3 separate regions of the Homo sapiens genome follow, and all the other regions are linked to region 2. A link is a contact called in ENCODE Hi-C or POLR2A ChIA-PET data. All regions are on one chromosome and are shown on one strand. The core of a region is the stretch at or near the end of the contact, and the rest is flanking DNA. Distances in the headings are between cores, read along the strand shown.

The links. Hi-C counts contacts between places; a loop is a spot of excess contacts on that map. ChIA-PET counts read pairs that join two places held with the same protein, here RNA polymerase II (POLR2A). Pooled maps may share reads with other maps.
Region 1: a map with no recorded cell type shows a loop between it and region 2 (8-fold over the local background). The contact joins the promoter of CD38 here to the promoter of DCAF16 in region 2. A Hi-C loop is called at or near these places in 4 of 37 single-sample maps with no recorded cell type and 4 of 50 pooled maps.
Region 3: a map of ascending aorta shows a loop between it and region 2 (7-fold over the local background). The contact joins the promoter of SLIT2 here to the promoter of DCAF16 in region 2. A Hi-C loop is called at or near these places in 1 of 168 maps with a recorded cell type or tissue (ascending aorta) and 7 of 50 pooled maps. POLR2A ChIA-PET finds 5 or more read pairs at or near these places in 2 of 52 experiments (MCF 10A and PC-9).

What each region holds. Positions count from the first base shown.
Region 1 is chr4:15,776,978-15,780,664 of GRCh38, reverse strand. It overlaps CD38 (CD38 molecule), which reads right to left and starts at 2,337. Exons shown (of 8, transcript NM_001775.4): 1 at 2,018-2,337. The coding sequence starts at 2,250. RefSeq lists silencers at 1,579-1,628, 1,819-1,868 and enhancers at 1,999-2,498, 1,910-2,552.
Region 2 is chr4:17,808,664-17,812,311 of GRCh38, reverse strand. It overlaps DCAF16 (DDB1 and CUL4 associated factor 16), which reads left to right and starts at 1,555. Exons shown (of 3, transcript NM_017741.4): 1 at 1,555-1,865. NCAPG (non-SMC condensin I complex subunit G) reads right to left here and starts at 1,333. Exons shown (of 21, transcript NM_022346.5): 1 at 1,124-1,333; 2 at 1-91. The coding sequence starts at 1,234. RefSeq lists enhancers at 862-1,374, 1,648-1,807, 1,375-1,886, 1,928-2,017, 3,637-3,648.
Region 3 is chr4:20,250,302-20,253,583 of GRCh38, reverse strand. It overlaps SLIT2 (slit guidance ligand 2), which reads right to left and starts at 1,679. Exons shown (of 37, transcript NM_004787.4): 1 at 1-1,679. RefSeq lists an enhancer at 1-563.

The sequences.
Region 1 (3,687 bases), core at 1,088-3,587, 2.0 Mb after region 2:
AAAGAAATAGTCTCAAGGCAATGATCGAGTCCAGAGTGCTGCCAGTAAAACATGTTCACAAGGTCAAGATTTCAGGGATGTGGCTGTAAGACTGTATGTGTGTGTGTGTGTGTGTGTGTGTGTGTGTGTGTGTGTGTGTGTGTGTGAGAGAGAGAATATTATCTAAAATATATAAAAATCTCCCATAAGAAATAAATAAGCAGCTCAATAGAAAGTATCAAGTATCTGGACAGGAAAATCACAGAAAAAAATATAAATGGCAAATAAACATATACAAGATGCTTAGACTCACTGATACTGAGGGAACAATTAGATGCTCTTTTTTCTCTTAAGTAAAAAAGTTGAAAATATTCAGCATTCAAGAGATTGTGGGAAAGCATCCCCTCTGATAGACTGATGATGGGAGAGTAAAATGGCACAACTATTTTGGAGTATATATGGAATACCTGGAATTTGGAAAAATCAAAACTTAAAATATGCATAATTCTCCCTTTTACTCAGCAGTTTCATCACTAGAAATCTATCCTACAGAAATACTCCCATATGTACACACAATGTATGTATGAAGATTTTCATTGCATCATGTTTCTCCCAACTAAGGTGAAAATTTCATGAGTGAGAACTTCGTCATTCACTCTTGTGTCATCAGTAGCTAGATCACTGTCTGGAACATAGTGGGTGCTCAACAGATACTTGTTGGATGAATGAATGGGATTGAAAAATTGGAAACAAGCTAATTTCCTGTCAATAGGAAATGGTTACATCTAGTTTATGAAATACTATGGGCTGTCAAAAGAAATGAGATAGATCTTTATGTACTCACATTGAAAGATCTTCAAGACCAGTGTTACTTTTTTTTTTTTTAATGAGGTTGCTTTCTAACATTACCATTTCATTTTGGATTTCACTTCATACTTTACAATACAGCCTGGAGGAACGCCTCAACTTCTAGTTTCTCTCTCCATTAAGTATCTAATTATGTGTAAATAGAACAACTAACGGGACGCTGGGAAGCCCAGGAGGCAAACATTTTGCAACCGGAACTGTTGAGTGTGCTCGGAGAGGCGAGGGAGGTCTATTTGCTCGTTTCCTCGGATTGCTTAAATGCGGGATTTTGCTATCCCAAAGCACAGAGTGTAAAGTAGCAGCTCCCCCTGCCTGCCTTCCCGGCTTCTTCTGTTTTACAAGCAACGATAATTTCCCGGTGAAAGCGAGGCCTGGGAATCAAATCCAAAAAGTGGTTGTTCCCTTTAGGAGAGGTTAGTAGCTGGAAAGGAGCATGAGAAAACTGGAAGGTCCCATAGACTAATGTGTTTTTTTTCCAAGGTTTGTACAGATTCACCGAGTTGCTGCGCCTTATCATCTAAGTAATGTCTCGGTTTTAGAAGTTGACATTGTTTTGTTAATTACTTCTCTGGTCACATGCATTTCAGGCCGCGCAAAAAGAATCGGAGTGCTGCTTTATATAAATGAATAAAACTAAGTTCCGTGGTTTGGCCCTTCTACACCCTCCTCCCCTACCACAGGCTTTGCAAACCACTTAAGTGTCCTCTGTAACCGTCCGGGGGCACTTTCGGGTCAGAGACAGCGGGCGGAAACCGCAGAAAAAGTTGAAAATGTCAGCGACACCCTGCATCTGCGAGTTCTATTCCGTCCCTGAAGCGGTGAAGCGGGCTGAGCGCGCCGAGGGTGGGCTGCAGCCCGGCGAGGGGCTGGGCTCAGGGCACCTTGCCCAGAAGGCGGGCATCGGTGCCAAGTGTTCACCGGCTACGCAGCAGAGCCACCGAGCAGCGCCCCCCCCCGCCTCCCGCGGGCACGCTCGGTGCCAAGGCCAGCTGCTCCTGAAAGCGGCCCGCGGAGCCCCGAGCCCGGGACTCCCTACTCAGCACCACCCGGCGGGCTCTCGGCTGACCCGCCACGGAAGATGCCCGGTTCCGGGCGATCCGGGCGGCTTCCCTGCGCGCGGGGCCCTGCTGTCCCCGCAGTGCCCACCGGTGCGCCTTAGTCGCCAACCCACCTCATCTCAGGATGAATTTCAGTGTACTTGACGCATCGCGCCAGGACGGTCTCGGGAAAGCGCTTGGTGGTGCCCGGACCGCTCCACTGCTGGCGCCACCTCGGGACGACCACCGCGAGCACCACGACGAGGATCAGGACCAGGATACTGACGCCAAGACAGAGTTGGGCTCTCCTAGAGAGCCGGCAGCAGGGTTTGTCCCCGGACACCGGGCTGAACTCGCAGTTGGCCATAGGGCTCCAGGCGGGGTTGGCTGGGCGAAGATGAGGCCGGCAGGAGGCTAGGCAGCAAGAGAGAGGCTGGCTGGGTTCTGAAACTGCACCTCCCCTTCTGTTTCACTTGCCTTTTCTCTGTTTCCCTTCCCACCCCCAACCCCTTGCCTCAGAGTTCCGTGGCTGGTTACACCAATAAGAGTTTAAAAGACCAACAACTATAGGCTCCTGTGCAGTGACCCACCCACTCCACCTCCAGGGAGAAACAGCCACCTTAATCCTCTGCAGGTGTCCTAAGGGGGCAGACAGTACATCCTTATACTCCCTCCGCTAACTCCCTTCATCAACCGGGCACTTTACACCTGAGCCACATTTGCTTCCTGGAAAGCATGAGGGTGGGCTGCCTGCTTCTATACGTGTGTGCACACAATGCCCTCTGCCTGGAAAAGGATGTCCTACCTCTCTTTCTTAACTCTGACAAATGCCTGGTCAACCACCTTTAAAGACTCAACTTAAGTCTGACTCCTTCTCTCAAGAGGCATCAGTGGCTAAGCTCTGGGTTCAAATTTAGTTCTTGCTGGATGACATGGGGCAAGTTACTTAACCTCTCTGTACTTCAGATGTAAAGCCGGGATAGTAGCAGTACCTACTTCATGGGATTGTTACGAGGATTAAGTGAGTTAATATCTACAACGTGTTTAGCACAATACCTGGCACATGGTAATCACCCAGTAAATGTAAGTTGTTACTACCAGCTCTAGGAGCTGCTCAGAGATGCAATTTTATAGTCCATGGAATGTGTTTGAAGCAGGGTCTGGCACACAGTAATAATACTGCACTCTATGCGGGAGTTTAATAAATAATAAAGTGGCTTTTCTTGCCTCTTCTTTATTAAGAGAACATCTGTGACATTCAAGCAGAGACCTAAGTAATGTGAGCGATCAAGTCACCCAACTCCCTTGGGGCAAACATTTCCCAAGCAGAGGAAATGGCAGGTGCAAAGACTCTGAGGCAGAAAAGCTCTTGGCCTGTTCCAGAGCAGCAAGGAGGCCAATTGTAGTTAGGCTAGAGGGTTGAGGGAAACAGAACAGAAGTTCGGAAAGTAGCAGGAGACCAGATCACCCATAGCTCTGTAAGACAGGATGACTTTTTGGACTGTGTGTTTTATTTATTTTTTATCTTTTTTATTTTGTTTTAAGTTCTGGGATACATGTACAGGACGTGCAGAGTTGTTACATAGGTAAATGTGTGCCATGGTGGTTTGCTGCACCTATCAATCCATTGCTTAGGTATTAAGCCCCTCATGTTTTAGCTATTCTTTCTGATGCTCTCCCTCCCTCCACTCTCCCCAACAGGCCCCAGTGTGTGTTGTTCCCCTCCCTGTGTTCATTGTTCAGCTCCCACTTATAAGTGAGAACATGCAGTGCTTGGTTTTCTGTTCCTGTGTTAGTTTGCTGA
Region 2 (3,648 bases), core at 306-2,805:
CCCTCTCCACAGCTGGTTCACGTTTATAGACCACCATAACATATTTAAGGTAATGAATGAACTCCTCATGAAAAACTGTCTTATCATCCATCTGAAAGACAAAAGAAACCCTTCATAAACTGCACCGATAAAAATCCTTTATTCCCAACATCACCCTAAGACTGATGAAAGCACTAGCCATAATAATGCAGACAAATTAAAATATTTATTTAGTAAACTCTTAATTATCCAAACCAGCCAAAGGGCAATCAATTTGCATGAATTTCTCTCCAGGCTATAATGGGAGTACACAAGCTTGACTTTTGACAGTGAAAAGATTCCTTTGATATATTTTTTTCAATATCTTTGATTCTCAATAAGCCTTTAGTACCAGTACGTTACAAATACGCTTCTTCAACAACCCAAAATCAATACTGGCTTTTATATTTCTCATATTCAGGCCTTCCTATCACCAGCAGTTTCTTTATGAGATAACTTGCACATCCTATCTCATATCCTCAAAGCCCTGTGATGTTTACTCACAATTTTTCTTGGACCTCAAGATAATTCATCTTCCCCAAATTAATTGTTCTATTCTTCTCAAGGTTCCACTCAAAACAAACAAATAGTATGTACATAAATAAGAATGGCCAGGCCCTAAAAATAATTTGGTATTTGGTGATTGGATTCAACGTAACCGTAGGACAAGGGTAGAATCATTTGATGTTCGGCGGGGAGCGATGACCCCAGGGGCAACGACCACTGAACCCCCGCATTCAGGATCCACTCTGCGGTTCAATATTTGATGTCTGATCGCCTCGGTGGTCGTAAATGTTTCTCTCCACGTTCACGATCGGACTAAGGAATAACGGTCCACGCCGCCCAGAAGCTGGGGGTGTCGGCTCAGAAAAGCCAAGGCGGGGCCCGTGTGAACGACGCCCAGGCTTCGGAGGCTTTCTGGCCTGGGCCCAGGCGACCTCGGGTAAGTCCCTGACTTCTCCGAACCTCAGATCCCTATGAAGTGAGTCGCGAAGGTGAACAAGGCTGGAGTCACGGTGCGCCGAGCCCGAGGGCCACGGAGGGCCCCTGAGGGAGGGTGGGCCGGGGCGGGCGAGAGGCGGCGGCCGGGGCCGGGAGCGCTTACCGTGCGGTAGGTGCGGCTCAGCGCCACCACCAGCTTCGCCTGGTTCTGGTGCGGCTGCTGCGCCAGCCGAAAGGCCTCCTTAATCGACAGCAGCCTCCTTTCCGCTCCCATGGCTCTGGAACCCTGCCGGGACGAGTCCTGCCCGCGCTCGGCTACAGCCTGCCAGCCCGCCAACCCAGAGGCAGCGCTCTCCGAGTAGTCTTCTATGACAGCCCCAGGGAGTATTTACCGCTCGAACGTTCAAATAATTCCCGCGAGAGGGGGAAATCCCGCGAGACTGCCGTAAGCGCTTTGGGAGAAGAGAGCGGGAAGCGATGGGTCCACCCACCTCGCACCCCGCGCTTTGGGCGCATGCGTCTAGGTTCAACCTTGTCCAGCCGTTTTCACGGAGGGAAGTGGCGTTTCTAAGGGGGAGGGGCCTTGACTCGGCCGGAAGTAGCGTCGGCGCGGGAGCTGAGCGGAGTGGCCTTGCCACCGGAGGGGAAGGGCTGCTGGCGTTAGGCCTGGCTGGGTCGTGCGGCTGAGCGTGAGGCTAGAAAGAAAAAGCGATCCTCCAAGAGTGAGAACGGGAGATCTGCCGAGGATAACAACCTCCCTTGTGGCCGAAGGGCGGGGGATCCCCACACGAGGGCTCCGCTTCGAGAGACGGCGACAAAGGAAAGTTCGTAGCGCGTTCCGGAGGCCCGGCCACCTCTGAGAAGGGAGACGACGCTGCTGGGTCCGCTGAGCGGGGCGACCCGAGGTTAGTGGAGACGGATGCTGTCTTTTGAAGGCCTTAGTCCCTGCCCTGGTGAAGCCGACTGCGAGGTTCCACAGGGCGTGCAGGCAGTCCGGGGATCGTTGCGAAGGGGGGTGCGGGCTAACTTAGCTGCTGCCGTTTCTAGATGTGCAGCTGTGTAGGCCCTGTTTACAAGTGTGCATAAGGACAGTGTATTAAGGGAGAACTCAAGAGAATGGAAAGGTCTTTCGGGTAGTGGTTAAAATAAAGAAGAGTAGGAACTAGGTTTTTAAATTTTAAATGAAATTATATCAGACAGAACTTCTGTTGGATCTCAGGATGCACCATCCAAAAATAGGACTGTAGGAGACCAAAATATGCCACCCTACAATATACTTCTAGAGTATATTTTGAGCTGGTATTCTGATAAAATGCAGACACAGGAGTCGCTCTGAAAATCTGTCCTGTTGTAAAAGAAATTGACATCTACAGAGGAAATATACATCAGTAAAGGATCTGTATCAGAAAGAGGGCAGCTCTGCGATAATTTTTGTTACCTGGGAGATCTTATCTGCATACCAAGACAACTTTTATTCACCGTATATTTCCTCCCCTCACCTTTCCACAACTTTGTGGCCACCATCCCCCAGAAAGCCGCAAGCCCCCATTTCTTGAGTAGCGTAGGATGCTGTATAATATTCAATCATCTGACCATGGTGGGACTCCTCTGCGTATGTAATTAAGTACGGGTTTTTTTTCTTGTTAATGTCTATGTCAGGTTAATTTGTAACCCAGCCAAAGAACCTAGGAGGATGGAGGGAAGCCGTTTTTCCCTCTCCTACACCTCAGTAACCTACTGCCAGCTGAAGAAATAGAACATTACTAAAGCCACCTGTACATCTTTCTCCTTTTGAATTACCTGCCCTCCGAAGAAGTAATGGATTTTCTGAATTTACTGTTAACTTTTACCATGCAGCTTTCTATATCTTAATGACATATTTTAATATATTAATGACATGAATAAATCCCTGAATGAGGATATTGTACTATTTTGCATGTTTTAACCGTTAAATGAATAATTATATGTGCATCTGGCTTTTTTCAATCAATATTGCTGTGGTTCATATTGATATGTTCATAATAGTAACTTGCACTTAATTAACCTTTATTATGTGCCAGACACCATGCTAAGCACTTTACTTCGTTTACTGCTCACAAACCCTGTAGGATAACTTTGATCTTCTTTTAAGATGAGGAAACTACGGCACAGACAGGTTGCTATAGTACTCCATTGTATTAATATGCCATACCTTATCCATTCTCCTGCTTAATTCCTCAAACTTTGTAGATATTCAGCTGCTAGTTAAGAATGTGGTAACATTTGTGTTGCCCATAATTTTGCTTTGTGACGTTTCTAATATATATTTTTTTATTTTTATTTTGAGACAGAGTCTTGCTCTGTCGCCCAGGCTGGAGTGCAATGGCGCGATCTCGGCTCACTGCAACCTCTGCCTCCCGGGTTGAAGCGATTCTCCCGCCTCAGTCTCCCAAGTAGCTGGGTTACAGGCATGCACCACCACACCTGGCTAATCTTTTGTATTCTTAATAGAGACGGGGTTTCGCCATGTTGGCCAGGCTGGTCTCGAACTCCTGACCTCAGGTGATCCACCCGCCTTTGCCTCCCAAACTGTTGGGATTACAGGCGTGAGCCACCGCGCCCGGCTAGTATTTCTTTACTATATTCTATTTGGCTGTCTCACCAACAGAGACATCACACCATTTTGTCAGTTACAGAAGAATGAGACAT
Region 3 (3,282 bases), core at 430-2,929, 2.4 Mb before region 2:
AGGTCCTGAGGATGAATCCGCCTGGCCAGGGCTGCAAGGAGACCCCAAGAGCAGCGGAGAGGAGATCACGCGTCTTCTGTCTCCCAAGGATGAACTTGGCGGTAAAAGAGCTGGGGCTTCCAACGGCTGCTAAGATGCAGGGGCCGGTTGTTGTGGGGAGGGCGGTCCTCTGATCCCACGCACGCTTCTGCAAATCCGATGCCAGTGGCGAAGGTACAAGACAGAAGAGGGGATCTCAATAGGTATTATGGCCCCGATCAAAGTGGGCTCCGGAAGCTAGAAGGCGCGGAAGCCCAGCGGGCCCGTAGCAGAGCGCGCGGGGCAACTGGGCATGGCGCGCGGGGGTGCACGGGGCGGACGCGCAGTTCTGGGGGCGCACGGCTCTGGACTCTGCTCACTCACGCGGCCTCTCCCTCGCCCTCGACTCCGCCGCAGCCTGGACCGGTCCTCGCGGTCTCCCGACAGCCAACGATGGTTTACAAACACACATGCACTTCGCTGAAGGATGTCTGGGCAATCCCGCCTCCCGCTCGGCGTCCTTGGCGACGCTCTGCACCAGGACCTGCCCCGAGGTCACGCAGAAAAGACAAAAGGGCAGTCGGGCCGCCGCAGCCGGGCAGAAATATCCACTAGTCAGCACTCCGGCGAGGAACTCCAAGAGGCCAAGTGGAGGATGAGAGCTGCTGCGAAGACTGAGTGGGGACTGACTGGGGGCGGACTTAAAAACCAGGCAGACCGGAAGGAGTGGAAAGGCAAAGGCCAAGGTTGGAGGTGTCAGCGTCCTGCTGGGGCGTACTGGAGAATGGCTCGGTGGCAGGTGGGCGGGTGGGATCCACTACTCCAGGCAGAGCCAGGCGGCAGCTGAATGGCAGTAGTGTGTGCGCGCGTGTCAACCCCGCTCGTCTCCCAGATAAGCCGCAGCTCCGCGGCAGACACCTGATGGCAAAGGTAGAAGAAACAAGAGCCGGGTTCCGGAGGGCGCAGAGCCACGGCCGGCCCCCGGCGGTCTCCCACTAGTGGTTCGTCCTTCTCAAAGTGCAGCAACTTTTCCCAGGCTTTGAATTCCGTCCCCCAAGGCCACAGTGGCGGTACCCCTGCCGGCGTGGCGACGCCGCCCGGCTCCTGGCGCTGCACCTGACGCGGCGGCCGCAGTCCCGGGTAGTCCTTCTCCTTCTAGCCCCTTCCCCTCTCCCGCTGCTTTCCTGGCCTCCCGCTCCAGGGAGCGAGGTCGGGGAGAGGGAGGGCGACGACTCAGAGCGGGGACTCGGTGGCTCTGCCGACTCCGGAGCCCCTGGCAAGTGTCTAAACAATAGGACGGACGCAGCAGCCCAAGTCTCGCTTGTCTGGAAGGAAGGTGGGTTGTTGTCGTAACTGGAGTTGTTCGCTGGGGCTGACTGGCGCTCAGCGTAGCCAAACAAAAACCCGGCCCGCGCCTCCGGAGCCGGCTGCGGGCCCCCGGCGCTCCCCTTTCTGCTCAGCACTCCCGCCGTGCCCAGAAAGCGCGGCAGCTTCGGCCTGCGCCTGGGCGCTTCGGCGCTCCCATGCCTCGCAGCTGCCTCCGCCTCCGCCGCCGCCGCCGCCGCCGCCTTCTTTTTTTTAACCACAGTCTGCGGCAGCCACCACCACCGCCGCCGCCAAGCTCCGCCGTCCGGGCGCTTCCCAAATAAATAACACCAAGTCCGAAGTTGAGCCGGCGCGGGCCTTATATAGCCGCCCGAGCCTCCGCCCCCTGACCCCGCCCCTCGAGGCCCAGGCCCGCCCCCTGGCTCCGCTCTGGGAGCCCGCACCTCGCTGGGGAGAGGGGAGAGGTGAGGCCGGGGCTGCCAGCGCTGGGCGGAGGCGGCGGCTGGCGGCGCGCGTTCCCGTGCGCCCTGGCTCGCCCCCTCGCTCCCACGCGCGGGCAAACTTGGCCCGAAGAAGGAGCCACCCGAGCCCCAGCCCCCAACTCCTTGGCCCCAGAGGTGACCTGGGCTCGGAGATAGTCGTTTGCAGTGGGAGAATGGGAAGAGGTCGGCTTTGAACGCGGCTCATAAATAAACAGCCCTGCCAGTGCCTCTCCTGCAGCTTTTGCCACGCGATCCTTAAGGGGGCTGCTCACTCTTTGCAGCGCAGCAAGAGACAGAGAGACAGAAACAGAGAAATTATGATTTAAATTTAAGAAAAATCCTACCGAAATAGATCTGCCTGCGCTTACAGACACACACGTGTATTTTGGGGAGCTGAAAAGTTCAGTTTTTGCAAGTTGGAAAACAGCATTTTCCAACCTTCTTGCTTGCCTTTCTATCTCCAAGCCACCCCCTTCCGTTTAACCCTTCCTTTGTAGACACACACTGAACCACACCGTGGTCAGTTGATGTCTTGGATATTCAATAGGCTCACAAAACTCTTAAGGGCTTGAACGTATCTGTGTGATTTTTTACTCTCTTATGAGAGAAAGGAGGGGAAAAAATAAATCCCTAGCAACGCACATTATACCAGAAGGTTTTCTTTATTTCAGGGCAGTTCTGGATATTTTTTTCCCCGCTATGTTTTGAAAGAGAATTTCCTTGTTTCATCTTGTCTCTTTAGTGTGACGTATGTCTGGCAACGGCTGCCTCTCTCGCCCCCCTTTCCCCCCCAGCAAGAGCCAATGTCACTGTAAGTTTGAAATGACATCTAAATGACTCTGCTCCTTCTCTTGGATTTAATATGCATCATATTGTTGTTCTTCCTCCCATTTCCACGTTAAGAAGCTTTCCCTGGAATTTGTGCAAGCCCCCGCCTAATACCAGCCTCATATTGTAGTAGTTATTTGTATAATTATTAGAAGCTTCCTTGAAAGCAAGACCTGTCCAACTCTTTGTATTTCCAGCATCTATGCCTGCCACATAATAGGTTTCCTCATAAGTAACCGATTTCTTTAACTCAAGAGTATGCTCAACCTAAAATCTCTGCAATATCCTCATTAACGTTTTTCCTGGTTAACATTTTCTAAGATGTCCTTTCATAATGGCTACCCCTACTTACCTCATTTTGCCTGCCTTGGAAAACGTAAGCCTTTTCGAGGACACGCCCAAAGGCAGGGTACCATCTGATAACTGAATTGGAACTCTTAGGATTACTCATTTTAATGCCACAGATTTATATTGCTCTATTCTTTTAAAACCTTCAAAAACATTTGACATTTATTAACTCATTTGTCCTTCTAGATTTTAGCTTAAAGGTCTGTTATGTAACTTCCTTGAGGAGGAGAAAAAAGAAGCCCTTGTCACATTTTCTTGTAAGGAAAATGAGATAAAGAAC